Linked DNA regions of Homo sapiens: region 1 is linked to region 2. Evidence: chromatin loops called from intact Hi-C (ENCODE). Cell type or tissue: CD4-positive, alpha-beta T cell. All regions are shown on one strand. Each heading gives the region's core, and the rest is flanking DNA. Links, peaks and the distances in the headings are about the cores only.

Region 1 (15,937 bases), core at 2,944-10,943, 180 kb after region 2:
TAAGAGAAGAAGCTTCAAGTGCACTCAGAATTTTAAGTATTGCAGTTGCTTCTTTTGAGACAATTTTGGAAGCTGGGGTGCTTACGTTGCCAAATTGTTAGTGAAGACCGAAAATGCCATGATGAGAGAATGACATGTACTAATGCATGCACGCTCATTCATTGTTTGCAAAGTCCTCTTCACATACACCATCATATTTAATAGTCGAATAACATGGTGCACTTGGTTCTGGCCCTCATTTCTAGGTAGGAGACTGGGGATGACAGAGCTTGAATTTAGGTTAAGTCCTTCTGCAGGCCATACATGAGGAACACCAACGTGTTGCTGGGTAGAGTTGTTTTTTTGTGAGGCAGTTTACAGAACACAGTGTCCTTGGGTATCTGCCTTTGCCGTGTCGCAGCTGTGTGTAGATATTGGTGGAGCAGATTCTGGATGTGAGTTGACTGAGGTTGAGCGGTGTGAGGGGAGGCCGGCAGGAGCAATGTCAGTCTCTCTTGTCCCCACATCCTGGTTATGGGCCAGGGTTACCCTGGAAAGCCTCCTCAAGTTCAGAAAGCTTATTCCTGTTTAGTGCGTGTATTAGTCAGCTCCAGCTGCCTTAAGAGAATAACACACAGAGGCCGGGCGCAGTGGCTCACGGCTGTAATCCCAGCTACTCGGGAGGCTGAGTCACGCGAATTGCTTGAACCCAGGAGGCGGAGGTTGCAGTGAGCCAAGATCACACCACTGCACTCCTGGGTGACAGCGTGAGACCCTGTCTCAAAAGCAAACAAACACACACACACACACACACACACACACACAAAACAACAACAACAGAATGGGTGGCTAAAGCTGCAGACATTTATTTTCTCACAGTTCTGGAGGCTGGAAGTCCATGACCCCGGGGCCGGCAGGGCTGGTTTCTGGTGAGTGTCTCTTCCTGGCTCGTCTTCTTGTGTCCTCACTCACGTAGCCTTCCTTCTGTGAGTGCACTGAGAGAGAGGTCTGGTGTTTCTTCCTCTTATAAGAACATCTGTCCTGTTGGATGAGGGCCCCACCCTTATGGTGACCTTTTTTAACCTTATTTATGACCTTTTTTAACCTTAATTGCCTCCTGAAGCGTCCTGTCTCCAAATATAGTCACTTAGGGGTTAGGGCTTTACCATATGAATTTAGGGTGGACAATTCAGCCACTCCCAGTGTGTCTGTCTAGGTTCCACAACAGGGCTGATGCTTTTAGGAAGACCTGGTGCTCCCATCATCCAGATCTGGGATCTCTGTTTATTTGGGGACACCTACCAGGGATGGTTAGAGTAGTCACAAGTAAGGAGGGAACGTCAGCTCTTTATATATTGGTTGTAGCACCCCATAACAGGGAACAAGCCTTGGTGCTGGCCTTCCAAAGGCTGGAAAGGTTTTAAGTAGAGTGATTGAAGAGAGAGAAAAATCTTGACTTGATTTCATTTATGGAAACTTCTCTTCAACTTAGGTAGGTAGACACTTATTTGGGGGTTGGTTTGTCTTTAATTGAGACCATGATAAAATATCAGTGATATGCAAAGGAAAGTTTTTTCTGAACCCTGGATGAAGAGAGCAAAGCAAGAGGTGGGGCCAATGGCAGCCAGGGTGGAGAGGCCGTCTCCTCTGAGCCTGCCATCTCTGTGATCGTGCAGTCTTTGCCACATGAGCAAACATCCCTTAGCAGAATGTGCATGACGGTGGTGAGGTGCACCCTGAGCGTGGCTGGAATGTTTCTGACCTAGGCCATTTTGCCTTGTTCAGACATAAGGCAGGGGCAATGCCTGCATGACTGACCTCCCTCTAGCTCCAGATCTGTATGTTCATTGATGCTTTGTTTGCTCATTCATTCACATTCATATGAATTATCCAAGTTCTTAGTGGTCATTTCCACCATCCCAAACCATTTGCAGCTTCTCCTGCAACCTGCCCGCCTTCTCAGTTATATTCCCCATCACCGACTCACTCGGTTATCCTTGAATTCTCCCTCAGCTCCCAACTAGTTATCAACCCCTATTGATTCTACCTCCAAAAGATCTAACATCTCAGCCCTGCTGTCCTTTTTCTGTTTCCCCTGGACATCAAAACCACTTTTTAACCATTCCTGCCAATCCATCCCAGGGTGACTGCACCCTGACAGTCAGGTCTGGCCATGACCTGCACACGGTGGCTCTCCATCGTACTTGGGTCAGTGACTCAAGTCCCCAGCATGGCAGTCATGGGCTTGCACGACTGGGCTGCCTCTCTGTTTCTCCCAGCATCTAAATATCCCCTTCCCCATATACACACATGCTGAGCTACAAGTCATCTGTGGCCACCCACTGATGGTTTGCTAATTGTGATAACAAAACTAAGTTTATAATCAGTTTGTTTTTAAAGACTCTCTCCACTGGGACTGGTTCAGGGTTCTCCTGTGCAGTAATGGCAGGGCTACCCCACTACAGCTTTGCATGGAACTGAGCATGGGCCCAGCTCTCTGTCATGGGAGGAGAAGAGACTAACTGCAGAAAATGGTGCGTATGTGTGTTTTAATATGGACTGTCTCCCTGCAAATGCCATTTGAACTGATGGATTGTCAAGAGCAGTGCTGACCCCTTGAAATACAATGTGAACCACAAATGCAAGCCCCAGATGTAATCATAATGTTCTGGTAGCCACATTAAAAATGTAAAACCAAACAAGTATTATTAATTTTCATCCTATATTTTGCCCAATATATATATAAACTCTATGTGTAATCAACATAAAATGTAATTAATAAGATAACTCATATTCTTTTATTTGCGTGAGGGCTTTGAAATTCAGCATATAGTATATACGTTTACTGCACCTCTTGGCTGCCTCTCGCTGCATTTTGATTGGCCTTGGCCACACGCGACTAGTGGCAGCCTTGTTGCGGAGTGTGAGTCTATACACTTTTCATGATTTAAGCCTCATTTGCTGTCTGTTTTCCAAAGTTGAGATAGCTAAAGAGACAAAGTGGAAACAATGTAGAATAATTATAATGGTCATTATTATTATGCTTTACTGGGAAAGGTGTAACCTTTTTAAATATGAGGAGTAATGTCATCCTTCAGACACTCAGCACATGATGTTTTAGAGCACTAAAATCAGATTCAGTTAAAACTAATATCTATCATCAAAATACCTTGTTCATTTTACAAATATCTTAAAATGTGGTTTGAATTCTAGAAGTTACCAGTGTAAAATAACATTTTTGTATATCAGTATTCAACACATTTCCTTTTAAAAAATGTGTTCAGCACCATAGGAAAGGTAAAAAACAACATTGTATACAGTGATGGGGTACAGGTGTTATTTTGTTACATAAATTGCCTAAGGGTGAATTCAGGACCTTTATTGTATCCATCACTCAAATAACATACATTGTACCCATTGAGTAATCTCTCATCATCCACCCCTTCCTACCCCATCACCCTTCAAGTCTCTGGTTCCGTCTGGATAATGGCCTCCAGTTCCATCTGTGTTGCTGCAAAAGATATGATTTCATTGTTTTTTTATGGCTGAATAGTCTATTTTCTTTATCCAGTCATCTGTAGTATTCATATTTCTGATAACATGTTAAGTACAAGCTAAAATCATGTATTTTTAAAGTGAACATTAGCTTCTCTCCCACACGGACACAGACACACACACACACATTGTAATCACTGTTCTAAGCACTTTCCATGTAATAACTCATTGAGTCCTCACCAACAGAACGTGTGGTACTTTCTGTTTGTATCTTCATCGCTAAGGAAAGGGAGGCACTGAGGCTGCCATGTCTTAGGTTCCACAGCTAGACTCTGACCAAGCTAGCCACCATCCCTTCATTAAGATGTATCTGAAAATACATAAAACAGAACTGTAAACTTTTATTATGGTGTAAGATTTGAGAAACATTGATGGAAAATCATTGATAGGGAGTGTAGCTTGCATACAGGTTCATTCTGGGAACGCCTTATCAGCCAAGTGGTTGGGGAAGGCCCTGGACTTTGGAAGGGCCTAATGAATAACTGGTACCTTGGAGGAGGGGAAGCCTTGGATGGTCATCACTGAGGACCATTGGCCTGGCTGCTCCTCTCCCCCAGCCCCCTTGCTATGTTCCGTAGGCTGGTGGTCCTCCACCTGCCCAAGTCTCCAATTCTGCAGGAAACACCAGCATTCCCTGGGGAGAACCGCTGCTGGAGGGAACTGCAGTGGCACTGGATGAGGGGGAGTATTTTCTGTTGTAGTCACAGTGTATTAGCTCAAGTGGTCATGCAGGTGCCATTGTAAATGCCTGTGTGATGTGCCTCTTCATCAGTAGCTGTGTGGTGGGTCCCCACCCTTGTCTCCTCCACACTGGGGGCTGAGAAAACAGGAGTGTGTGTCTTCTCACTCTTCCAAGTGGCCCCCGGACTTTTGTGCTGTTGGAATAGCTTGCACAAGGCCATTTTTGCTGCTTCTGTTTTTCCTTAATGAGTTGCTGTTGTTGAAGTGAAGGTAGGCAGGTAGGTTCTTGCTGAAAACCTTGTAGCAGGACATACCAAATCCTTTTCCTTTGTGCTTTTATGACATCTGGGAAGGTCTTGAAGAATTCCAAGGTGGCTTTGAAATCTGCTTCTGAGGTTGTGAGAGAGGCCAGGTCAAGTCCAAATGTAGATTCTTGGGAGACTGCTGCTACAGGTCCTGATGGGAACTCTGACACTGGCTGCTCTTCCAAGTGAGTTGTCTGTGCCAGCTTCTCGAACCTACCCTTTTGTGTTAGGAGGGCCACTGGGGCCATCAGAGTGTTGAGCAGCCCTCCCTGGAGCAGATGGGACTGAGATAGGACGGTGAGTCTGGCGTCTCTGTTGGGAGAAGCTCCTGCATGTTCCAAGTTTCAGAGGGGCTGCAATTTGGGCAGTTTCTTTCAACTCACAGGTTTAGATTTGCAGTCACACTACCTCTCATGTGGCCACTTCTACACGTAGCAGGTTCCAGGATATGTGGTGGCAAAGAATTGTTTACTTCAACATGCTTAATTTCCCAGCAATGGTGGGGGCAGCCAGGAAGTGAGAAGTGAAAAGTAAGTTAGAAAGTGGTGAGATCACAGGGAGATGCCTAGAAAGACGCCCATGCCCATCTTAGAGGACAAAGTCCATCAATGTCTCCTTCGATTTTCCTTAACGGTTATGTCTCCCATTTAATATCTTAAGAATTTTGGTTGCGTGTTTAAGGATGTCTGCAAGTCAACAAATATTTTAATTATGTCACTTATGAGCCTGGCTACAGGAGAGGAGAGCAGTTGCTGTCTCTTTCATGCTTTCCCTCTCATCAGCTGTCTTCATTTTAAGGACAATCACTTTAAAAGCTTGTATTCCTGTTTGTGTGTGTCTGTGGGAGGTTGGGGGGAGCTGCTGCATTGGTAAGAAAGCAGCTCCCCCAACAACTTTTTTTTTTTTTTTTTAAACTGCTCTGCATGATGGAAGCCAGCTTGGAGACATTGACATAAAAAGCACAAGCTACTTGAATATTTTTAAGAGACCAAGAAATAACAAGGGATTCAGGGAGTTATTTTGAGACAGTTTTTGGGAAATTTAATATAGGTGAAGAGTGAATTTTCATCAAACGATTAAAAAAAAGTGAAACAACCTTGGTTGCAGAATCTAGCAAGATGGTTATAGAAACAGATTTTTTTTTTCCAGCCATTTCCATTCTTTCTTTCCATTCTTCTGGTTCTCCCCTCACTTTTTTGTGTGTGACTCCCCTCACCCCGTCTCTCCCGCCCTGAACACCATTTATCTTAATAGTGTGTGTGTTTCCCATCTGTCTTTGTTACTGCCCTCATATGACTTTTCTTTTATGTGCTTCTGTTATTGTCTTCTTAGGAGCTTCCTAGCTTGGATTTAGAAGGTTCTCTTCCCTTAAATTAAGCCATCTGTCTTGCTTCAGTTCCCTTTTCGTAGTTTCCTTACTAGGTCTATTTTACATGGTTCGGTAGACAAGACCCAGCGGTAACTGTGAAGAAATGGTGGCATTATCATCTTTTTTAAAAAAGGAGGAGGGTGTCAGACATCGTGCTGTTGTGATTTTCATTTTGAAGCTTTGCTGGGTAGAACTAAAGTTCAGTTGATTGATCACCTATAGATTAGGTGTCTAGTGTTGAATTTGTTGCTTCTTAACTTGATTGTGCCGAGCACCTCATCCCTCAGCCATCCCAGTGGGTGCAGCCGATTCCGTCTTCCATAAGAAGTAGGTTCTCCTTTCATGAGTGCCTCCGGTTGGTGAGGGTTCCATGTGTAAGGAAGAAAATATGTTTTCAACACATTGCACGTTCATGCGTGTGGCTTCTCATTCATTTTAGATCGTATTAGTTATTAGACCTAGATTGGGAAGTAGAAACAATTTACTTGTGCAGGTACACGAATACCTTTTTAAATGTTAGTATTTTGAGAGACTTCATTGAGACCCGAACCCATGCCTATAAATTCGTGGTTCTCAGCTGGGGCAGTTTTGCCTAATCAAAGACATCTGTTTTCTTAGCTCAGAAGCCTTACGTTGGTGATTGTCTACAGAAGAAAATTTGTCTTTGTTGTTACTAAGGTTCATAGGATTCTAGGTTCAGCCTGATAATTTTTGAGCTGGTCACATATGTTAGCTTTTGAATGTTTAATTTCCTTCTTTGTATAGTTCTAAAATAAACTCCTCAGGGGAGAGAGACTAAAAATATCACAAATTAGACCTTACGAAGGGAAAAGGAAAGGGGAAATTCTAATCTGGCTGTTAGTCGCTGACTTCCAGTGTCTGCAAAGCTGCCTGTTACCTGGCCTAGCATATGACGTTGCTGTCTGAATGTTCTTTTTTTCTTTAAAACAGGCCCTTACTTGATCAAGTAGGATCAGCCTAGAGATGAAGAGAGCTGTCAGTTAGAAGTTCCCTTGGTCTTCTCACTGTCTGCTTTGTTTAAATTATTTCCTGTTCCATTATTCTTCCTTTTGACTTTGTTGTTTCTTACCCCTCTCTTCCTGTGCTGTTTCTAGGATAAACACGAAATCATCACTTTGCATAATTTTGAGCTTTCCTTGGTGGAGATAGTTAAAAGTACAATCAATCTTTCCCTTTCTTCAGTCATCCTATCTCATATGGACTGAGAAAGACCTGTGAGAAATTAATAGTAATTCTTTGCACAGACTGGAAAGTTCTGAAGTTGCAACTTTGGAACGATGTGTGTTTCTCTTATTACTTGCACACCTTGTATCATTTGATTCTAACTTTGTCAGGTAGAGGGAGGCCAGTGTTGTTAATTATCCCTTTTTTAGATGAGGAAAGTGTGGGTCCCTCACCAGGGCACACTGACTGGCCCACTGGGGTCCTGTGGTGAGTGGCCATGGGGGAATGTCAGGCCCAAGCAGTGTGGTATGTGGGATGGCCCAGCTCCAGAGCAGCAGGTCCTGGACTTCATTCTGGCTTTGTATTGATGTTATTGAAGTCCCCTCGTCCCTCAAAACATTTGCCTTCACGCAGTGACTGCTTGGCTTTCCATTACAATGGGAGCTGGATTCAAACAGTATCATTCTGAACTTTTTATTTTTTGAGACGGAGTTTCGCTCTTGTCACCCAGGCTGGAGTGCAATGGCACGATCTTGGCTCATCACAACCTCCCCCCTCCTGGGTTCAAGTGATTCTCCTGCGTCAGCCTCCCGAGTAGCTGGGATTACAGGCATACACCACCATGCCCGGCTGATTTTGTATTTTTAGTAGAGATGGGGTTTCTTCATGTTGGTCAGGTTGGTCTTGAACTCCTGACCTCGGGTGATCTGCCTGCCTCGGCCTCCCAGAGTGCTGGGATTACAAGTGTGAGCCACCGCGCCTGGCCCCATTCTGAACTTTATTAATGGCTCATGTAAATCTGAACTTCAACAATCTTGATTCTTACGAGGAATAGAGATGAGTCTCCTTTTCCTTTGCTACTAATTTGGCTAAAATTGCATAGCGAAGTTTTAAACTCTCCTGACCTCTGTTTTGTCTTCTGTGAAACTAGGGGTTGCCTGTAATGTACTTTCACAACCTTTTATAGCCCCAACTTTCGCTGTGTTAAAATTGAGATGGGACAGGTCCTTGATTATTAGGGATTTTTTTTTCTTCAAAGTGGCATGGGATGAACTGATCTATGTGTAAATTGATGTTGCTGTTGCTTTTCTCTGAGTGTAGTTAGGAGGGCTGGAAGTATATGGGTGCAGAGATGTAGAAAGGCTACGTTGTTCATCCTGCCACCGACAGGTCAGACTGTTCTCCTGGCTATGTTTTCACTCAGTTGTGTACCTGCAGTTCATACCTACATAGGACCAGCCATGGGCCAGGCACTGTGCTGGGTGCCGTGGGAAAACCACAGCAAACCAGACAAACACCAGCCTTTGGGGAGCCTGTAAACCAGTGTGGAGATCTTACAAGCTCACAGTCCACTGTAATCTTAATTAACAAGTATGGAAAATAACTTTCGCCATCTCTGGGTGGGGGAAGCACATATGGGAAGTCCCCCTCTAACCTCTAACCCAACCCCCAAGGCCAGGCAGAATTCATTTGAAGCATTCTGGAGGATAATATTTTCTTCAAGATCCTCAGAAGCTCTTCAGTGCACAGGCAACTCCCAGATACTGGAATTGTCACCTGAGCTGAGACATTCCACATGCCAGTTGTAAGCCAGGTCTCCACCACAGCTGGGGTGAAGCACCTCTATTCTCTCATGCCAGGGTGGGTGTTATTATTCCAGGGCCTGGATGAAGCTCAGTTAGTTTGCTTAGGATGAACACATGATTTGTGGGTCAATTTTCAGGTAATGTGAACTCTACTTACATGTTGTTTATTGCTTGAGAGCTTTATCTCTTAAAAATGAGTTAAACTACTTGGCGCTTTGAGTGGAATGCAGGTCTCAGGTAGCACACTAATACTTCCTTATTTTTTTTTAATTGATAATGGCATAAAGCCATTATGCCATCACATTTGATATAGAGATGTAAGTAATTGAATCACATTACTTCTCTTGGATTAGTAATGAATATTGCACATCAATCCTGTGCACACATTTTACAGGTTTGTTTTATCCTATTGATGGTTTCATTTGAACTGTGTTTGGAAATTTAGTTTATTTCTTACTCCATTGTAGATGTTTGTTTTTGTTGTTTTTGTTTTTTTTTTTTTTTGAGACAGAGTCTCGCTCTGTCACCCATGCTGGAGTGCAGTCGCTTGATCTCGGCTCACTGCAACCTCTGTCCCCGGGTTCAAGCAGTTCTTCTGCCTCAGCCTCTCGAGTAGCTGGTACTACAGGTGCGTACCACCATGCCCGGCTAATTTTCGTATTTTTAGTAGAGACGGGGTTTCACCATATTGGCCAGGCTGGTCTTGAACTCCTGACCTTGTGATCCACCCGCCTCAGCCTCCCAAAGTGCTGGGATGACAGGTTTGAGCCACTGAGCCCGTCCCGTTTTTGTATTTTTTAAATGCAGTGTTTGAAATTCTTGACTTCTACACAGTAGTCAAGACTGATACTTCTACCCAGTACCCAAATTACTGTACTGCTCTGACAGTAAGTTGTTACAAAACTATTTTCCAAAGGTTGGAACTGATTTCAGGGTTTACATTTAAGCTTTGTTTAACATCTGAAACTGAATTAATGCTAGCATTCAAAACTAGTAAAATCATTATTAGTGATTCGTCCTCTATTTGACACTGAACCAGCAGACATTTCCCTTAGCTTTTGGTGACATGGATTAAAGTAAAATGGTTTTGGTGATTTACTATAGTTAATTAGTGATAGACTATAATTAATGCTTAGTGTTTTGAATGAACTTAATTTGCAAATAATGATAATTTAAGATCTGAGTTTGATAAAATTTTAAAGGTTGATCGAATACCTAGATTCCTGGTTCTTGGGCCTTCAGAAGGAGAGAATTTCACGTGTTAAGTCCTTATTTGGTCTTATTCAAGGGAGCAAGATTTTTTGTTTGTTTATAAACACATGCAGTATATCGTTTTACGTATTCAAGTACACATAGTACGTTCTCTGGGGAAAGCAGAAAATTGTATTGCATTTCAGCCATGTAATACCCTCACGTTCGTGTATTAAGCTGATCAATAGGGGTATTTATTTCCTTTTGTTGAGCACAGTGTTTTAACGTTTCCAAAGTGTAATTTGTTATTGTTGAAAGTCAACCATGTTACCCTATGCATACAGGCTTTTATATAATAAAACATATGGTATATATTTTTAAGTAAGCGCTTAATTTTAGAATAGATTTTAAATTTACAGAAAAAGTTTCAAAGATAATACAGAGAATTCTGATATAAACTGTGTCTACTTTCCCCTGTGATTCACATCTTACGTTACTATAGTACATTGGTTACATCTAATGAACCAGTATTGGTACATTATTGTTAAGTCCATAGTTTATTTGCCCTGACATCCTTTTTCTGTCCCAGGATCCCATCCAGGGCACGTTTCCTTTAGTCTCCGTAGCGCCTCTGATCTGGGACAGTTTCTTAGACTCGCCTTGTTTTTAATGGCTTGACAGCTTTGAGGAGCAAAACTGCTTTTCAGGTGTTTTGTAGACTGTCCCTCAGTTGAGAGTTGTCAGATGTTTTTTCATGATTAGTGTAGAGTTACCGGTTTGGGGAGGAAGGCCACCGAGGTAATGTGCCATTTTGTATCAAGGGTCCATGTGATCAGCGTGGCTTATGATGGTTGATGTTGATCTTGATCACCTGGCCCAGGTAGTGTTTGTCAGGGGACTCCACTGTCAAGTGACTCCACTGTCAAGTGACTCTTTTCCCTTCTTTCCATACTGCTGCAGTCTTTGGAAGGAGGTCATTTAAGGAAGAGGGAGTTCAGCTGTACCTCCTGTAGGGGTTGTATTTACATTAGTTATTTAGAATTCTATCTGACAGATTTATCTATTCTCCCAAAAGGGACCAAGATTTTCAGTGGGGATAGAAGGCACTGTGGCACAGACAGCCCCTTGGCACTGTTGCGGAGGAGGTGATAGGATAGGATGGTGCCCCAGCATGGGGTTTCCAGAATGTGGTCCTGGGCTGTGGAGAAATGCAAATTCCGGGGAACTGCCTGACTTCCCGCGTGGGATAGGTTGGTCTGGAATTCTTCCTGTTGCACGAGTTCCCCAGGTGATTCTGATGCATATTCAAAGTTGAGAGCCTCTGCTGTGGATTAGCACTTGAACCCCAGGTGTGCCGGCCAGGAGTCAGGCCCTCACCTCCATCCTTGCCGTTCACACCTCTTCCCTGCTGGTGGCACCTAGCTCTAAGGCTCCCCGTGTAACCACTTCTCCCACAGTTTTGACCACCTCTTGGATCTCTCCATCTGAGGCTCCCTTTGTATCAACCAAGGGTCTTTGCTTTCTGGATAACTTCATCCTTCTTTTGGTGGGCCCAGAGTTCCAGTGAAGGGAGAAACCAGTTACAGCTGAGAACCCTATTGTGGAAAGGCCAGTCAGGGCCAGAGTAGGGAGGTCCCTAGATGCCAGGCTTCTCTGAAAATGGTTTTGTCACATGTGAGAGAGAGAGAGAGGCAGAGACACCGAGACCCCACGTGGACTGTGTTCAGGTTTGAGCAAATAAAAAATCACCGAAAAATCTTCATAGTTTCTACATGTGTCATGCCTTGCGCTTTGGGACACCCCTAGCTCTTGGGCACATTCCCTGGTTGAAGTGGGAGGGCAGTGGCCTGAAGAAGTTTCTTTGGGATTGGGATCTGGGTGGCCCTCATCCTGCTTCCGCCTGAGGAAGCCCTGGTCTGTGACTGGGCTCAGGAAGTGGTCCCGACCCAGTGTCTGAGGAAGGCATTCTCCTCTCATAGATGGGGGCCAGAGTCTGCTGTGAGGCCATGCTGGTGTGCCTGCCCGCCCACCCTACTGGGCCTCTTCTGGGCAGCAGGGTTGTGCCCTACCCGGGTGCTGGGAGGTTTGGGTGTGTATGGGAGCGGTGGTATGGACGGGGCAGGCGTTGGCTCAGAAGCTGGCGTGGGGAGGGTCTTGAAGTGGTCATTTTAACTCCTGGCTGACTGACTTCCAGAGAATCTTTTTTTGGGAGGGAGAAGAGTGGCTCACCTTTCTCTTGGGTACAGAAAAAGTCAGAATTAAGGCCATTAGCCTGTTTCTCTTTCTGGTCACTGCCTTCTCCCTCCTAGTGATGGGACGATTCCAGGCTTGGGTGGAAGGCCAGGTGGGGGGACACTACTTCCTGCTCCACCCTTCCCAAACCATTATACACAGATGAGAGAGACTCTGTTGTATTCATTCACATAGATATAATTTATAATAATGCATTTTGTTTATTAAAAAATGACTGGGCCAGGCAGAGTGGCTCATAGTGGCTCATGCCTGTAATCCCAGCACTTTGGGAGGCTCAGGTGGGAGGATTGCTTGAGCCCAGGAGTTCAAGACCAGCCTGGGCAACATGGCGAAACCCTGTCTCTACAAGAAATACAAAAAAATGAGCTGGGTATGGTGGCAAGTGCCTGTAGTCCCAGCTACTTAGGAGACTGAGGCAGGAGGATCACTTGAGCCTGGGAGGTCCAGGCTGCAGTGAGCCGTGATCAGGCCCCTGTACTCCAGCCTATATGACAGTGAGACCAAAAAAGACTGAATACAGACATGTGCGCTGACCCTTTTGAACATTATTTTCTTTTCAATCTCTGCCTCTGTGTTACAGTTTATGTTTTCTCTTTTGTCCTGCGGATTTTTGATACATTTTAAAAATATCTTGTCCTTTTTCTAAGTTTTTGCGTTGACTACAGTTGCAAGTGTGGGTTTTGGTGGCTTTCTGTAGATGAATCACTTGACCTGAAAACAAGGACTTTCGCTTTGCTAGAAAATTAAGGACAGAGTTTGTGGAATGCACTGCTCTTGGGTTTTCCTTAGAAGAAGCTTGTGAGAAGCACAGTTTCTGTGCGTAAGAGTGGGCTTAAACCAGGTGATCTCCGAAGATTTCCTTCAACTCTCAAGTTGAAAGAGGCCTTGCCGAGGAAACAGGCAGCTAATGGGCAGAGCATCAAACCAGGGGGGGTCTAGGTCCAGGCCCGGGCGCTTCCTGCTGTCAGACTGCCTCCTCACATCAGCAGGCATTCCTGGGATTCACAGCAACAAAAGAGCCCTCTGCTTTGAAAGGGGTTCAGTCTGTCTCTTCTGTAGTCTGGACTCTGGAATCTAGAGATTCGCTGAAGCTCATGTCCCAGGGTCTTGACGTAGTGTGAAGTTCTGAGTGATTTCCTAAAGACGGTGTCCTGAACCATGGGCCTGTGGTGGTGAGTGCATGGAGGATATCTGTGAACTTTGGGGTGGGAAAAAACATCCTTATTTCCACCAGCTTTTCACTGAAATTCAGTATTTCCTTCCTGCATGAATGTAGGTAGCACAGCCCATAGCATTTACAGTCATCAGAGAAATGGTCACTATTTTCCTGTTACATAATAGTGATGCACGTGTGTTGAAAGAGTGACTGCTTTTATCATTGCTCTCAAATTATGGTTGTTATTAGCACTGCTGCTACCCTCTCGTTTGGTGTGTTAATAAGGAAATACGTAGATTACTATGTCTCAAGTTTGTTTTTAAGTAATATATTAATAACTGTGTTCCACATAGTTGCATAAAATGAAAATCACTTAAAAGCAACCTGAGGCCAGGCGCAGTGGCTCACGCCTGTAATCCTAGCACTTTGGGAGGCCGACGTAGGCGGATTGCCTGAGCTCAGGAGTTCGAAACCAGCCTGGGCAACACAGTGAAACCCCGTCTCTACTAAAGAATACAAAAGAATTAGCCAGGCGTGGTGGTATGTGCCTGTAGTCCCAGCTACTCAGGAGGCTGAGTCAGGAGAATTGCTTGAACCCAGAAGGCAGAGGTTGCAGTGAGCCGAGATCATGCCACCGCACTCCAGCCTGGGCGACAGAACGAGACTCTTGTCTCCAAAAAAAACAAAACAAAAGCACCCTGAGGAGGAGTCCCTAGCCCTCACCATTCTGCCAAGGGGAGAGCGGGACCTCGCCAGGGACCAGGTGTCACTGCGTCCTCTGATGACCGAGCTGCTGGGACCGAGGCTGCTGGCCAGAGACAGTCTACACAGGCATTGCAGAAAAGTAGCTCAATTTTGCTGCCTAACAGAACTCTTTCCAGTCATGCAGTAACGACAAAACATGCCCCAAGTGGGTAAAATGAAAACCTGTTCTCAAAAGAGAATATAGAAAGAATTTTATTTAAATTGGATAAAAGCCTAGTTGTTGTTTTTATAAATTTTATTTAATTAAGTTGTCACAGTGGGAAATATTCAATTTGTTAGTTGAAAAAAATGTAAAATTGTGTTCTGGGATCTGTGATTATTTACTGTTACAGCAGTGGGGTTGGGGTTGGGTTGTGCATTGGGAACTTAGGGGTTTATAATAACTTCCAGTATCAGGACAGTGTAAATGACTTAAAATCTCTTGTGTGAAAAAGTTTGACTTTCTGATTCTCAGCCGTGTTGTGGCAAAATGGTCCCTGGAGTTTTTGACCCTGTGTTTAAAGAAATATGCTATAAAATAAAAAATAATTTGGAAGAAGAATTGGCTCAGACATTACTTTCATTGTGCCTTCTTGCATGTGGAACTATAAATACCAGCTGCTAGAAGTTCCCTTACGATGATGGACTGTGTGAAGGTACATTCTTAAAGTATTCATGTGTCAATAATAATAGCTGATATTTATTGAGCACTTAACGTGGCTGAGCATTTCATATGTGTTGCCTAATTTAGTCCTCTCTACAACCCCACGAGGCTGCCCTCAGCCCCGTTTAACAGATGAGGTAGCTGAGATGGAGAAGCTAAGCAATTTGTCCGAGTGCTAGTCCTGGCAGCTTCGCTTTGCAGAGCTTTCACGTGGGTGCATGCTGTTTGCACGCCTGTGCAATGATCCTTGGTGTGGGCCACAGCCTTGACCCTGCAGCACCTGCTGGCCTTCAGCACCTGTGGCACCACAGCCTTGACCCTTCAGCACCTTTGCATCCGCACCCTGCAGGTTAAGGAGAGCCTGTGGGCAGACATCCCACATTCTTAATTATTTTAGCCCCACAGCTCGAGTGGAAATGCTTCCTTCTGCAGGGCTGTCTGAGCTCCACATGTTTATCGCCGGCCACCCTCCTAGGACTGCATCCCTGCAGGAGCCTGCAGCCTGCTCTGCTTCGAGGCTCAGCCACAAAGCTGCCTCAAAACCTGATGGCCTGCCTCATCTGACTGAGACAGGTGAGCAGGAGGCAGAATGATACTGGTCACTTGGCTCTGGTCTTCCCAGGTGGGGTTTCAGCAGTACCAGGTAAAAAGATCTCAAAGTGCAAACCAAACACACAGCTGCTTTATGGAGACCTAGATTCCTGAGATGTATTTTTCTGGCATTGCTTTTTCTTGGTGTGAATTTACTTTTAAAGATAGAGATAATATACTGACTCTTAAGCATAGTTTTTGAAAAGCGAGATGCTTCCTGTAATCTCACCATCCTGAAAGAGAAACTTTTCATATTTGCAGCTCATCCTTGTAAGTATTTATAACTTTTGTATAATTTTCTATTCTTCTCACTCTGAATATTTTTTCCACTTTACTAGTTTTTCAAATCCTTTTTTTCCATGTTGTGTGATATCCCATGGAGTTGAAAGCGCCACACTTGCATAAGTAGTGTGCTCATTTGGACATCTAAATTTTTGCTCCTGTAGACAAGGTGCCTGTGTACGTCTCTGGGTATATTTCTCTTCTTCAGTGGAACCATTTTTTTTTTTTTAGTGTAAATTCCTTGGAGAGGCATTGCAGAGTTACATGGTATGGACATCTTTATGGCTCTTGATGCATCTTGCCATAACGCCCTTACAAAGGGTTATGCCAGTTTTCAGTAGTGTGGAAGTATCAATTTCACCCAAATAATACTGCTTTTGAAAGTCAGTGTAAATG
Region 2 (15,937 bases), core at 4,926-12,925:
CCCTGGGGACCAGGGACACACCTGTCCTGTTCACCCAGGCGTCCCCACTACCAGGCACAGGTTAAGCAATTGATACATATTTATGGAATGAATGAATGAATAATTACTCGAAAAACAAAAGAGAGCAGTCAAAATACATAAGCATGGGCCAGCGCCGTGGCTCACGCCTATAATCCCAGACTTGGGAGGCAGAGGTGGGTGGATCACGAGGTCAAGAGATCGAGACGATCCTGGACAACATGGTGAAACCTTGTCTCTACTAAAAATCCAAAAATTAGCTGGTCGTGGTGGTGGGCACCTGTAGTCCCAGCTAGTCAGAAGGCTGAGGCAGGAGAATCGCTTGAACCCAGGAGGCGGAGATTGCAGTGAGCCAAGATCGCACCATTGCACTTCAGCCTGGGTGACAGAGCGAGACTCCATCTCAAAAAAAAAAAAAAAACAGCATAAGCATGATTCATTTAACTAAACATTCCACACAGTATCCATCCAAACTCAGAATGTGTGTTGTGTTTAAACATTTTAAGTGTTTAAACATTTAGTTATAAGTCAGCTGCGTTTGGGGCTTCTTCCTTTCTCATTGCCCCCTGTGTCTGTAGTTTCTCAGTAAGAAGTGAGACCCTGTGCATTCAATACCTGTAGACAAGAACCTGCCAATTCTGATGCCAGAGACTCAGGCAAAACCATTAGGGAGCGTCTGGAATGTTTTTAAAGCACTGCGTCCCCTCCCAGGGAGAGTTAAATGCTATCATCGGGTCAGTGCTGGACACCGGAGAGCACACAGCTATGCTCTCTCGTTGAGGCACTCTCATCCATATGCATTCTCTCACCTTAGAATAAATGACACCCCTGCAGAATAGGTCTTCGCCAGACTGTTTACAGAGCAGCGGACACGGGAAGCCCATGAATACGGAGGCAGCATCGCAGTGAAAGACGGTGGGGTGCGGTGTGCAAGGAGAGCCTTTGAGGCAGTCAGGAAAACACCAGGGTGTGAGGGGTGTCGTTACGGTTTGCAGATGACAAAGGTGGCAAGGGAATCTAAAAACCTCCAAGCAAGGGCGAAACAACCATTTGCAGAGAAGTCTTTGAGCTCTAAATGCCTCGCTGCCACCTCATACTCTCACGGAATTGATTTCCGCCCCTTGGAGAAACTATTTGCTGTGACCTACTTTTTCACATGAAAGACCTCACTAAAGTGTTCTTTTCTCTTCACTGAAGGTTTGAAAAAAAAAATTCTTTTTCTAACTCTTACACATCCATGCTATGGGTGAGGACGCCTTAGCTAAGAATGCCCTACCCAGCGCTGTCCCGTAGGACTTTCTGTGACGATGGAAATGTTCACTATCTGTGCTGTCCGGTGTGACAGCCATGGCCACATGTGGCCACCAGGCACTTGAGACACGGCTGCTAGCATGATGGAGGAACTGAATTTGAAATTTTATTTAATTTTAATTAAACTTAAATGTAGCCATATATACTAGGGTCTACAGACCAGGCCTTCGCATTCCCCTATCAAAAGAGTTCCTGGTCATGTTGTTAAAGTGAAAAAAGAAAGGCAAATTGTAGTGTTATATATTTAGTATAAATATATACACCCACCCCAAACAAAACAATATATTACATTTGTGCATAAAAATGCTTTTAAATGCACAGAAAAATGGCTGAAATTATACCCAACAGACCAATATAAAAAAGGAGAACAATTTACAAGTGTTTTCTTGTAAGATATATCTTGGGTTTTATTTTTTTTTTCTTGTGGTCCAGTTATCGTGACAAATCCACCTGGATCTAATATCTAAGACCACAGAAGCTTGAGAACAGGCAGACCAGCTGTAAGACTTTTTTTTCTTTTCTTTTTCTTTTTTCTTTCTTTCTTTCTTTTTTTTTTTTTTTTTTTTTTTGAGTTGGAGTCTCACTCTGTTGCCCAGGCTGGATTGTAGTGGTGCGATCTGAGCTTACTGCAACCTCTGCCTCCCAGGTTCAAGCAATCCTCCTGCCTCAGTCTCCTGAGTAGCTGCAATTATAGGCACACACCACCACCCCTGGCCAATTTTTGTAATTTTGGTAGAGATAGAGTTTCACCATGTTGGTCAGGCTGGTCTTGAACTCCTGGCCTCAGGTGATCCAACTGCTTAGGCCTCTCAAAGTGCTGGGATTACAGGAATGAACCACCATGCTTTGTCATAAGACATTCTTTTTAAAGAACCCAGAGATCCTCCACAGCAGGTTGTGGGACAAGCCAAAATGCACACATGCATCCATGTGCACCAAGTCGCGTGGAATATGCTGTTCTCAACCTCAACTGTGCATCAGAATTGCCTTTTCAAAATATCCAGAGGCTTTGCATCCCACCCCAAAGATTCTATTTCAATTTATACAGAATGGTCCCAGGGCAATGGTATTTTTGAAAGGCTGCCGGGGTGATTCTATTGTATAGCCAGGGCTGAGAATGCCTGAGCTGGAAGCAGCACATAGAGGAATACCCAGCAACAGGGAGCCGCAGAGCTGGGAACGGCCGAGTAGGAAGATGCCTCAGCCCGTCAGCCACTGTGAGTGAGGAGCAGGATGCAGAAGGACCTACTTGTCTTGGCCTCATGGAGAGAAACATGGCATCTGAACCATGGAGAGCCCCAGGGTTTCATCCTAGTCTCTGGGTACCCTCGCTTCTTAGGTAATCTCTCATCTCCTGTGGCTTTAAATTATGAATGCCATCTCCATGCAGTAATTGAAAATCCTCAGCCAGACTGCGATTTCCAACTTCCTACATGCCATCCCTACCTGGATGTCTAGCCAGCCTCAGCCATCACACAGCCACACTTGCATGACTCCTCCATCCCGAGATCCCCTCTCTCAGACAATAGCCCCGCCGTTCTGTAACTGCCCCCTCCGGAAGGTGTGCAGAGCACACTGAGCCCTCTCTTTCCCTCACACCTCACATCGATTTTATCCTCAGGTCCTGCTGGCTCTAATGTTGAAATATATTGTGACCAACCCCTTCTTACCAACTCCATCCCAGCATGCCGGCCCACACTGCCAACATCCTCTGAACATTGTACCAACCCCCAAATGCATCTCCAGTGCTCCTTCTCTCTTCCTCCTTGCAGCAGAGGCCACAAACAGCAGCCGGAAGAAACTTGTTAACTCAGCCCTGCGGCTCCATAGGTGAGCATGCTCACCCTCCAGGGGCTTCCCATCCCCTCAGAGCAACACCTGGTGACACGCTGCGGTGCACAGGCTCCGACACCACCCGGTGTCGCTCCCTTCCAGATCCACCGCCTTCTACTCCATGCCTTTCCCACTGAGTCCCATCACAGGGTCTCCCTGTTGTTCTTGAATATTCTCTCCCCCAGAGCCTCTGCACCAGATTGCACACCCCTCCATCACCAAATTCACCAAGATCTCTGCTCAAATCCCACCTCTTGGAGTGGGGTTTGGGGGGCTTTCCTGGCCCTTCAATCTCTATCAAGAATACTCTCCCTCCCCTACCAGCTTTCCTCTGCGGCCTCCTACCTGGCCTTATTTTTCTACCCATCACTTATGGCTACCTAAAATTACTGCTTGTTTTTGTTTCTCTGCCTCCTCCCCTGTCCTCCCCTGGAATCTAAGTCCCTGCAGGACAGAAGGTGCCTTGCAGCTGCACTGCTGGCTCCTGGAACAGGGTTGGCATGACCGCGGCCAGGCAGGTGCTCCATGTGTGCTGACTGAGTCTTCATTAAAAGCTGCACAACAAACACAATGAAGTGTTTGTTAATTTAACTTTTTAAAATTATGGTAAAATAGATGTAATATGCAATTTCTATTTTTGACATTTTCAAGAATACAGTTCGGTGGCATTGAGTACATTCACTTTGCTGTGCATCTATCACCACCATCCACCTACAGGACATTTTTGTCATCCCAAGCTCTGCACCCATTAAATGCTAACTCCCCTTCTTCCTCCTCCCAGCCCGACACCCACCCCCCACCATTCTACTTTCTGTCTCTGTGAATCTGACTACTCTAGGGATGTTAGGGACGTCATACAAGTAGAATCATGCAGTATTTTTCCTTTTGTGATGGCTTATTTCACTCAGCGTAATGTCCTCAAGATTAATCCATATTGTAGCATGTGTCAGGGCTTCCCTCCTCCTCAAGGCTGAATAATATTCCACTGCATGTCTAGACCACATTCTGTTCTCCCATTCAACTGTCAATGGACATTCGAATTGTTCTCATTCAACTTGCAGCCACAGTGCTTGCAAAATATGAAGTACGAACAAAAGGATACAGGGCGATCCAGTGCGATCCAGTGTCACCAAGAGCCCCAGTTTTCCAGGAAGCCAGCAAAGCAGGACATTCCAAGGGTCCCTGTGGAGGCCTTGGGGCAGCAGGGTCAGAACTGAGAGGCCTGGATGTGTGGCAGGCACGGAATGACCGATTTCATCAGTAGCATTACACTGAGTAATCACCAACCACCAACTCCTTCAATTACTACCACAACGCGGCTGAGAAGAGGAAGATCTGAAGAGGAAGAGAAACGTGTGGTCTTCTTCTGCCCTGGTTTGAGGCTGAGGTGTCCCTGGTAGCCCTGAGGGGCCTCCTGGCTGTCCTTGGCAGGTGTGGCTGTCCTCACTGGCCACTGGCTTTCTCCTTACACCTACCCAATGCCCCCCATGAGGCTGACTCCCCCTTCTCACCTTTCCCTCTCCCCACTCACCTGCCAGCCCTTCCCATTAGGACCCCAGAGCCTATATGAAGGAGCAAACGGGCTCACTGTTTTATTTCTTTAAAACTTAAGACCCCATGAAACAAAGCAAGGTCTGGTCATATTGGGTTGTGTCACAGTTTGAAAAAGGCAAGGTCATGTCTGCAAGAATGACTCTGCTGCTAGGAGGGCAAGAAGGCTGGGATGGCCAGGCTAGAGATGTGTGGTGGGAATTTGGGGAAGAGAGGTTGGTTAAGGAAGGGAGAACCAATGGTGAAAGGACTGGAAAGAAGACACACAGGGAAAGGTGGTGTTCTCTACCGAGGGGAGGCCTGTCTTGGGTAGGGCTTAGGAGTGAAGGAAGGGGGATGTCTCATTCAGCCTCCATTCTGAATACCCTCTAAGTTATCTCAATAGGACACGTGGCTCCTCAAAGTGAGGTCTATGGGTAGGGCTGGTCTCTGACTGTCTGTTACCAGCCCTCAATGAGAAAAGCACAGAAATGAGAGTCAAGTGAGTAGAAACTTGTGCCTTTGGCGTGGCTGCAGCAGCCACTAGCTGCAATCAGTGGCCTTGGCTTGTGGGTGGGTCTGAGACCAGGGCAGGTGCTGTTCAGCATGTGCTGAGATGCAGGCAGTATGAGTCACGTGCTGTCAGGGACTGTTGGACCTTCAGGGGTCTGGGAGAGGTGGAGGACACTGGTTTTCACTACAGCCGGTTTGAGGAGGTGTGCCCTGAGCCATGCTCCATGACCCCGCACACTGGCATCTCCTCCAGAGCCTGTTCCCAACCTGGGCACCAGGTGATGTCATTGGCCTGCATTTCGGGGCATATGTGCACAAAAGAGACCTCTGTCCACCCTAGACTCACATTCTACCCAATGGGGGGAGCCTGGGACCAAGGCGATCTGAGGAAACAGCAAAGTCCCTCCTCCAATTTCCTCTTGCTTGAGTGTTCTCTCTGAGTAGAATGGGGGGAGGTGGGGTGGAAATGTCCCTATTTCTTAATCCCTTTAATTTATTTAAATTGGTCTCTCTCCACACATGCAATTGAATGTGCACAAGTTTGTATGTATAATTTGACTCCACTGTAGAAGTTACCACCCAAGCAAAAACCAGACTGATCACGTGCTCAGCAGGAACCAGGCACTGGGATGATGGCTTTGCAAGAGCTTTGACTCCTCACATCGAATCTGTGAGGAAGGTGCTGTTACTATCATGCCCACTTCACACATGGGTTTTAGCTCTTCCCACCAACTGTTGTTGGTTGAATCGTGCCCTTCCCCTTCCCCTATGTACACCTAGTAATATATGTTCAAGTCCTAACCCTTAGTACCTGTTAATGTGATCGTATTTGGAAATTGAGTCTTTGCAGATGTAATCAAGTCAAGAGGAGGTCATTAGAAAGGGCCTTGATCCAGTATGACTCACGTCCTCATAAGGAGGAATCTGGACACAAACACACAGAGAGGGAAGACAATGTGAAGAGACGCAGGGATAAAATGGCCATGTGCAAACTGAGGATTAAAATGATGCATCTACAAGCCCCAGAATGCCAAAGCCTGCAGCAACCACCAGGAGCTAGAGAGGGGCAACGAAGAACTCCCCTACTACTTTCAGAGGGAGTGTGGCCATGCCAACACCTTGGCTTCAGACTTCAGCCTCCAGACTGTGAGACAATCCATTTCTGTTGCTTTAAACCACCCGGTTTTGGGGATTGGTTTGTTTGCTTTCGTTTTTGTTTCTTTGCAGCGTTAGCAAACGAATGTACCCTGTGCCTGGATATAACCAAGTAACCTAGGCCTGGCCAAACAGAGTCCCTTAACCACCCTCTATCCACTATGATTATAGTTCAGGAAGGAGCAAGGAAGTTGAGTTGATTGGAAGCATCATAGCTTTTTCCATAACTGCAGGGAAAGAGAATTTATTTTGATGGATTCCTCAACTGCAAATGTTGGCTCCAAGCCTCTGTCAATCACCTGGATCCAGCCACACCTAAAGTCATGACACTTTTAGCCACATAAGCACTCAATTCCTCTTGTCTTTTTTTTTTAGCTGGATTTCTCCCATTTGCAACCACAGAGTGATGGCTTTAGATAGTCTGCATAGTCAGCAAGGCTTTTTGGGTGGCGTCTGACCTACCAGCCACCTTCCCTCTGCTCTGCAGGCAAGATCCAGCTTATCGCAGGAGGACTACAGGAACCTCACACTGCTAAGCCACCAAGCTAAATTACCGTGGAACAATGTTGCCAAAATAATAGCCTCTCAGAACAGCTTGATGTCTTTTTCTTCATATGGTTTCCCAAGCAGGATATGAAGTTGGCATCATTATGTGATGAGGGATTTACTCAGCAGGACCAGGAAGGGGTAGGGTGGGGTGGGAAAGAGCTGTGGCTCTGCAAGGGAACCTCCAGGTTTAAGTGCAGCTCCCAGACAGTGATCCACGTGTGCTGCCCTGGGCCGGAACTTCCACGCACGTGCAGAAGCCTGTGCACTGGTGAGTGGGGAGCAGAACACCTGTTGGCAAATCAGCCTCTCTAGACCTTGCTAGAGTGGCAATTAGGCCTTCTCTGAGAGCAAAACAAATTATCTTAATAGATATGTAACCCTCAGATCCTATTGGAAAAACGTTAGATCATTGGGGGACTATGTATTTTTAATCAAAAGTTGGCATTTTTATAAAGAGCATGTGATTTGACCATTTTTAGTCTATGCCCTCAATGCAATTTAAATATGACATGCTGAGCATACACTCAGTTTTGTTCTTAAAAGAACAAACCTTGAACCTGGCTAGAATTCAGTAATTTTTTTCTTTGAACCAACAATGTTGAGAACTGAATTTTTGAAATATATGTATAAACCAAAACTTACCAAAGGGAGAAGCTTATTTAATTTCAACCAGCTCTTACTGCGTGTCTTCTAACACAGGGCTTAGAAAACTAAATAATCTATGGCTCTTGTTCTTGCTCTTGAAAAGCTGCCAGTCCTTGGTAAAGCCTAAGAGACCTGAATTTTGGAAAAGCATTTTGGAATGCTTTTAGTTGCAAGAAACAAATGAACAAAACTAACCCCAAGGAACATAAACAATACAGGAAATTTAAAACTCACAAAGACTTAAAGCCTGAAAATAGATTTGCCTTCAGGTGAAGCTTGATCCAGGACCTCCATGACCCAATTTTTTTCCATCTTTCCTGTTTTCAGATTTCCATTCTTGGCAATGTCCTCTCCTCTCTCAACCTCGGCTTGTCCTCTCAACCCCTTTGCTAGCCTGCTCCCTGGGAACTAAGAAGGGGTTCCCAGAGAAGGTAATGCTTAGAATTTTGAGGCAGAATGTGCATGGGATTGACAATAAAGAAAGCACATTCCAGAAGGGAGTATCCTTCTCAAAGGCAAGAAGGAGTGAAGCCACAGGAGAGTCAGGGGAGCTGCAGGTAGTTTTTATGCTGCTGGAGGAGAGAGTCTACTTGAGGGACTAGCAGTGATGGATGCTCAGGGGTAGGGAGGAGGTAGCAGGAGGAGGGATGGGGACCATGAGCTCTGTTCTGAGCGGAGCTGAGGTGGAAGCACTTTATCCTGAAGACGATGGAGAATAATTCTAAGCTGCGTATGCAAGGATGGGATCTGCACTTCAAAGTGAAAGCAAAAAAGACCAACTCAAACAATAAGAAAGTGTATTATCTCATAGAACTGCAAGTTCAGAGGGAGGGTGGGTCCAGGCTTGGCAAGATTAGTGGCTCAAAGATACCCTCAAGGACCTAGTTTCTTTCTGTTTCTCTGTTCTGCCACTTTCTGTGTGAGCTTCAGCCAAGGTCTGGCTCCCGGCATGGTTGCAGGATCGCAGCCAGAGGCAGGCAGGGCCATATGTCGTTCCCAAACCCATCCAATAATGGAGACAGAGAGGGGGCGGAGAGAAGGAAAGGGAGAGGAAAAGGGAGAGAGAGAGGTTCCAAAGGGGCCCATCGGGAACAAGGAATCTGAGTGGGAAACCAACAGTGCCCTTCTCGAAGGCTTTCATTTCCTTCTTCAACACCCAGGGCCTGTTGTATTTCGGAATTCAGTACTTTTTGGATTTCAGGAGGGTAACAGAGTGCCTGTACCTCATCTTTTAGGAGGGTAACAGAGTGCATTAGACCCCACAGGGGCTCTGAGGTGCTGACCCCACCCCACCACACCAATGACTCTGCATAAAGGGCATGGACGCCAGGTGCCCTGCTCAGTCAGGGCAGGCTTGGCAGCCCGGGGGCCACAGTGTGCGGCGCGTTCCTTCATTCTTGTATGGACCCCAGTGCCCAGGACGTTCCTTGACTGCTCTGTGAGCAGGGGGAGGAGGGCTGGAGGGAGCGGGTGGGGGGGCAGTCAGAGAGGTGATTTCTGAGGCTATGGGGACGTGCCAGTGGGTTGCGAGATGGTCTGAAGGAGAACAGACGCGACGGGAGTGGGAAACTGTGGGGACACGAAAGAGATTCCAGAGAAATGAGGAGGCAAGGGTGAAAGAGGATTACCTGGAAAAATCAAATAGCAGAGTCCTTCTTCTGCCACTAGAGGTCATGAAGAATTAAGACTAAGTCACTTAAATTGGTGAGGTGTTTGCAGTTCCTTTCTGTGAAAAGATCTCCAGGACAAAGAGACAAACAAAGAGATTTGTTGACGTATTTCAGATCCAGAACGATGAGCTACACACTTTCTGAAATCCACAAGTGTGTGTCTCGTAAGCTCCTATGAGTGTGGTCTTTCTTAAGAGCTCAAGCTCCCTCCGGTCTTGAATTGCCTTGACATCACACACTCAGGTGGGCCCTGCCTCCAAGCCCACCTTGTGAAAACAGGGACGGGGGACCGCCACTAGGGAGAGAACGTGAGAGTTGGAAGGGGCCCAGGCCCATGGGAAGTCCAAAGTGGGCTGTCCAGGTAGGGAATCTGAGGCCAGTGAGGAAAGAAGGACTTTTCGAGGCCACAGAGCTGTGTGGGGCAGAGGTGGCACTAGAGTGAGTTTCCCTGGTGTGAGGCCCAGGCTCTGTCCTCTGCATGATCCGGGGGTGGGGGACGCTGGAAGCCTGGTTGACTAGAAGGAAAGACAAGCCAGAGGCCAGTGCTACTCTCCACTTCTGCCCTTTGCTGAGCTGGCCCTGACCCCTTCCAGGCCTCAGGGCCTCCTGCTGCCCTGACTTAAAGCTCCGTTTCCCACGATCTGTACAGATCCTGACTCACACCCTCCTCTTCATGTCCTTGGGCTACTTTCTCTTTGACTAACAGTTTTAAATTTTTATTTATTTTTATTTTTGATACATAGTATTGTACACATTTATGAGGTATGTGGAATATTTTTACATGCACAGAATGTGTAATGATTAAGTCAGTACAAACATAAGTTAGAAAGAAGAAATAAGGTTTTTTTTCTTTCTTTTTTTTTTTTTATTTGAGATGGAGTCTCGCTCTGTCGCCCAGGCTGGAGTGCAGTGACTTGATCTCGGCTCACTGCAAGCTCTATCTCCCAGGTTCACGCCATTCTCCTGCCTCAGCCTCCTGAGTAGCTGGGACTACAGGCGCCCGCCACCATGCCCAGCTAATTTTTTGTATTTTTAGTAGAGACAGGGTTTTACCATGTTAGCCAGGATGCTCTTGATCTCCTGACCTCGTGATAAATAAGTTTTTTTAGTAAAGTAATTCAAACTTTTCGATTCGGGGTACATGTGGAGGTGTGTTACAAGGGTATGTTACATGATGCTGAGGTTTGTGGTATGATTCATCCCATCACCCAGGTAGTGAACATAGTACCCAATAGGTACTTTTTCAGCATTTGTTCCTTCCCCTTCGTCCCCCCTCTAGCAGTCCTCAGTGTCTATTGCTGCCATCTAAATGTTCATGAGTATCCAGTGTTTAGCTCCCACTTATAAGTGAGAATATTTGGTATTTGCTTATCTGTTCCTCCATTAAGTCACTTAAGATAATGGCTTCCAGCTGCATCCCTATTGCTGTCAAGGATCTGATTTTGTTCTTTTTTATGGCTGCATAGTATTCCATGATGTATAAGGACCACGTTTTCTTTATCCAGCCCACCATTGTTGGGCACCTGGGTTGATTCCATGTCTTCGCTATTGGGAATAGCACTATGATCATCATACGAGTGTATGTGTCTTTTTGGTAGAATGATTTATTTTAGATGAAATAAGTTCTGAAGCTCAATAGCAGAGTAGGATTACTATATTTAATGACAATGTATTGTATATTTCAAAATACCTAGAAGGGAGGGTTTGAAATGACCCAATACATAGAAATGATAAATACTTCAGGTGAGGGACACGTGATGATTGACTGTCAGTTTTGAAGCCTGGTTTTGCACAAACACCTCACCCCAACTGCAAACACTGATAAGGGCGGCTTCCCATCCTCAAAGGCTCACACCTGCCCATGTCTTTCCTGGTGTGAACCTGTTCTCCTGCTGCATCACACAGCTGGCCTTATAGGCCATTTTTCTGGATTTTTGTATCGTGTGATGCTGTCATGGGCCACGCTCCTCTCTGCCCCAGCCCAGGTGCAATGCCAGGGAGATCACCTGAGATGACAAGCCTGCATCCTGCCATGCACATGGTCCTGTCTGATGGCTCATTTTGGGGCTGAAGATACAGGCTTATTTAAGGTGGTAGCTAACATCTTTACCCCGAAGAGGTCCAGGTTCTTCCTTTTGGAGCCTGAGAAAATAAACAGTTTTAAGAGTAAGCATGTGGGCAGGGATGCCTAAAATTGAGTCAAGAAAATTAAGCTGGAAGAAAGCTTATTCATATGCAAGGAGTATCATTAGGTCCATTGGTAATAAACTAATAAAATGTTCTATAAATACTCCATGAGAAGTATCCACTGGGCATCATCAGGTGGTCGGTCTGTGGTAGCTCCTGGGAAGCTAAAGGACTAATGGATTTCATACATGTTCCCATAAAACCCGGAGCTCATTTCCAGGATGAGGAAGAGCCAACAGAAAGACTGAATGAGGCCAGGCACAGGGACAGGCGCTCTTCTCTCAGGGGCGGCAGGCCCATTCAGAGCAAGATCTGATCGCTATAAGCCCTTTATCATAAAGGAACATATCATAAAGGATATGGATAAATTCGTTTTTGGTATCAAAGTTTTTTTTGTTGCTGCTTTCAGCGTTTTATTAACTCATATATGTGAAAGCTCTTCATGGGGTAGTGAATAGAGTATTTTCCACGCTGTGATTTGTCTGGCAATGGGAGTGAAAAGTAGCATTATTAGAAAAAAAAAAAAATCCCCTAAGATCCCTGTCAGAGTTTTTTTCCCTTCTATGCTATTTTCTGTTTTTTGGTTTTTTTTTTTTTTTTTTGGCAGTAAAAAAAAATCATCGTTCACTCTGATGCAGAGAACTAAGGAGAATTTTCAAGGTAATTTTTATCTGAGGAAAGAAAAAAAAAAAACACCGTGTAAATCACTTGGAGGTCATTTTTTCCCATGCCTTGTTGAATCTGTTGAGCCTCTCCCAGTCCTCTGGCAGCCTTGAAGAAGTTCCTGAAGACTCAGTTCTTACATTTCTGCCAGTGGTGACTTTATTCAAACTTGGAACCTTCCACTCTTTCGTAAGAGTGTACGCACAGTTTCCTTTTGTCCTCATGGAATGTTGCTGCTCCCCCCAGAAAGGACTGCCAAGCAGCAGCCCCTCAACTTGCAAAGATGCGGAGGAGCCTGTCTGCAGGGCTTCCGTCAGCTTATTTTTTACTTTGGGAAAAAGTCTGTGCCCACAGGCCTCTCCTCCTCCCTCAGTCTCCTTCCCTTCTTTCTCTGACCCCTGCTTCCCTGGGACTCCGCTGAGCTGGCCTGTCCACTTTGCCTCCTTGAAGATGGGGCACTCGTAAGACCAGCATGCTGAGGTTGACCCACTGGCACCACGTGACTTCAGCATGGTAGTTTAGTAAAAGGCCAGCTCTCCTTAGGAATGATGGCGGAGAGGGAGAAGGTATGGAAAACACAGAAAACCCCACCCTGCACCACTGAAGTGGAGATAGAGCAGCCACAGAGAGTGGATGGGCAAGGACTCTCCTCTGGCCTCTCATGTCCTGGGCTTCAGGGTCCCCATGACAACTGTCCATGGGCACCCACACACCCAGGAACCTACAGGTGCTGGGATTGGACCTCCAGGCAGGCCAGTGGTTCTCGAGCTGCATGCTCAGCACCCTGGAGGGCCTGTTAGAATACAGAGGCCTGCACCCCACCCCAAGTTTTCAATTCAATAAACTTGAGGTGTGGCCCCCAGGTGTGCACTTCTGACAGCTTCCCATGTGCCGCTGAGGACCCAGGTCCAGGGACCCCCTCACTTGGAGAACTACTGGGGTTAGCAAATAAGGCAGAAAGTAGGTAAGCAGAAGTCCTGGTTTGTTTAACCTGCATGATGAATTGTTCAGTGACGACTCACTGCAATTTCTCGCTCACTTTCTGTATTTTATACCTGAATTTCTCTTTGTCAAGAACTGGGAAGGGCCTGAGATTGACACTCCTTGCAAGTTAACCTGTTAACTGGCACAGTTTCGAGAATGCTGGCAGAAGACACAAGACGCCTGGGATAGAGGCAGAGGACAGTTTGCAACTCACAGCCACAACAGCAGCTAGGGTGTCAGCACTTGCACCAGTTTCCAAAGTCATCCCTCAGGGTGATGGTGGCACCTGCACCGTTGTGGGTTGTGCTGTAGAAGAGGAGCCTCGTGCTTAGGGAACCTAAGTCTTTTCTAACAGACAGTATGCCTGCCTGACTGTAACCTTGGAGAGAGACATTTCCTTATTACACTGACAGTAAAAATAACAACAACAACCACCAAACCAAATCAAAACAAAACAAAAAATTTTAAAAAAATCTTTTTGTTCCAGGGATAGATATTATCCCCATATATCAAGGCTATTGATGTACAAACATTCTTAAAATATAGTCTGGAACAAAGGCATCAAACACTTCCACTCTCAAGACGTGCAAAAACCTGAGACCCATGGAGAATTATCTCCAAACATCCTTCTACTTCTTCTCATTGGAAATTACTAAAATGCAAAATCCCCTTAAGGCTATCATGGTAGGCAGAATAATACCTCTTCCTCCCCACAAGATGTCCACCTTGAAACCTGTGAATATGCTACCTTACAGGTTTATTAGTTTCCCTTGGCTGCTGTAACAAAGTACCACCAGCTTGTTGGCTTAAAACAAGAGAAATTTATTGTCTCACAGTTCTGAAAGCTGAAAGTCTAAAATCAAAGTATAGTAGGATCAAGCTCCCTCTGAAGTTTCTAAGTGGGGATCTTTCTTGCCTCCTTTCATGCTGATCATTCCAGGAGTTTCTTGGCTCATCAATGCATCATGCCAGTCTTTGCTAGTGTCTCCATATGGCATTCTCCCTGTGTGTCTGGGTCTTCACATGGCTGTGTACTTATAAGGACACCAGTTGGCCAGGCATGATGGCTCATACTTGTAATTCCAGCAGCTTGAGAGACTGAGGCAGGAGGATCTTGAGGTCAGGAGTTTTGAGACCAGCCTGGGAGACATAGTGAGACCATGTCTCTACAAAAAAAATGAAAAAATTAGCTGGGTGTGATGGCATGCTCCTGCAGTCCCAGCTACTTGGGAGGCTGAGGTGGGAGGATCCCTTGAGCCCAGGAGTCCGCAGCTGTAGTGAGCTATCATCATGCCATTGCACTCCAGGCAACACTCTGGGCAACAGAGTTAGAACCTATCTCTAAAAAACGATAGAGAAAAGACACCAGTCATACTGGTTAAGGGGCTCACCCTACTCTAGTATGATCTCATCCTGACTAATTACATCTCAGTGGCCCTATTTCCAAATAAGGTCCCATTCTGTGGCACTAGGTGGGGGGTTAGGACTTCTTTTCTTTTGGCCGGGGGTGGGGGGGAGATGCAACTGGACCCATAGCACCTGACAAAGAGGAATTAAGGCTGCTCATCAACTGACCTTAATAAGGAGATGATCCTGAATTGTTGGGGTTGAGGAACAGTGTAATCATAAGGGTCCTTAAAAGTGGAAGAAGGAGGCAAAGAAGGTCAGAGCAACGCAATGTGAGAAGGACTTGGCCTTACATTACTGGCTTTGAAGATCGAGGAAGGGACCATGAGCCCAGCAATGTGGTGGCCCCTAGAAGCTGGGAAAGACCAGCAAACAGATTCTCCCCGGATCCTCCAGGAAGGAAGGCCATCCTACAAACACCTTGATTCTAGCCTGGTGAGACCTCTGTGGACTTCTGACCTGCTGGAATAGAACATGATAAATTCATGTTGTTTCAAGCCACGACATTTGTGATAATTTGTTCCAGCCACCATAGAAATCTAATAAACCCATCAAGCACAGCACAGTTGAGGTAGCACGACTTTATGGCTGCAGGCTGTTTCCTCTATTTTCTTGGATACCACAACTTAATATATTTCACATGGTCATTGTTTGCCATTTCTAATCCCATGACTGTAGTACGTTTATAACTGTTTCTGCATTTCACAAATAAGGGATTTTGCTCAGAGAGCCGATTTCTCTTTGCTTACTTCTTTTTCCCTTATTTAGAGTTTTGCATTTCTCTGTACCATTTCCAGGTGTTTGAACTCACAATGACTACTTTATCTCAGGCTTTGCTTCGCTTCTCAATTAAAATTTTGTGTTGATAGAAGATAGGAGTGCTTGCTTGTTTAATATCTGTTTATCTAGCTTGATGATGCCATGTTTATATAATAGGAGCTCTGGAAATTAATCAATATTTCTAATGAAGCAACACCCCACTCCTCCGTAGGTGTAATAGCTGGAAAAGTTTGAGATGCTTGCATATTACAACCACTCTGGCCATAGATTGTATGTATGTTAAGTGCTTCCAGGGAAGGGACTGGATCTCACTCACCTTTGAATTCTCTTAAGTGTGGAGCCTTGAACATTTTAGACTCTGACTGAATAATTGATAAATGATCAAAGATGGGGAGAGTTGTTTTCTTGAGATTTTTCTGTGTTCTGGAAGCTTTTATTTGCTGTATCTCTGTATTGTTTTCCATTCCCCTGCCATCCCTCCAGTTACCTCATCTTTCTGTAACTAAGCTTCCTGAGACAGAACAAAGTCCTGCGGGTGTGGTCTCATTAGAGGCTCTGAGCTGTGAGGTAATGCTTCTCTTCATAATGATGCCTTGTTCTTACCTGGCACCTTACTAATAAAATTCATAGCTGGTGAGGAGCATGTACACACACACACACTCACACACACACTCTCACTCCCTTCGAAGAGC

What was found. Hi-C counts contacts between places; a loop is a spot of excess contacts. Peaks named below come from ENCODE experiments on the same cell type or tissue, not always from the same donor. Only the 100,000 strongest peaks of a DNase experiment are listed, where the experiment ranks them.
Region 1: it touches region 2 in a loop (2.8-fold over the local background); 40 of 110 quality-filtered maps call a loop at or near these places.

Annotation. Positions count from the first base shown.
Region 1 is chr2:105,749,265-105,765,201 of GRCh38, forward strand. The region is part of intron 1 of NCK2 (NCK adaptor protein 2); the gene reads left to right. Among named protein-coding and RNA genes, the nearest start is that of NCK2, 12 kb to the left of the region's middle. RefSeq lists enhancers at 11,788-11,867, 12,759-13,604. In CD4-positive, alpha-beta T cell, for the core only: no CTCF peak of the experiment used is centred there; DNase peaks (open chromatin) are centred at 4,987, 6,817 and 8,457; H3K4me3 peaks cover 2,518 bases; H3K27ac peaks cover 6,070 bases.
Region 2 is chr2:105,567,300-105,583,236 of GRCh38, forward strand. No RefSeq gene overlaps it. Among named protein-coding and RNA genes, the nearest start is that of LINC02946, 35 kb to the right of the region's middle. RefSeq lists an enhancer at 9,231-10,129. In CD4-positive, alpha-beta T cell, for the core only: CTCF peaks have their summits at 9,198 (motif pointing right) and 9,399; a DNase peak (open chromatin) is centred at 9,262.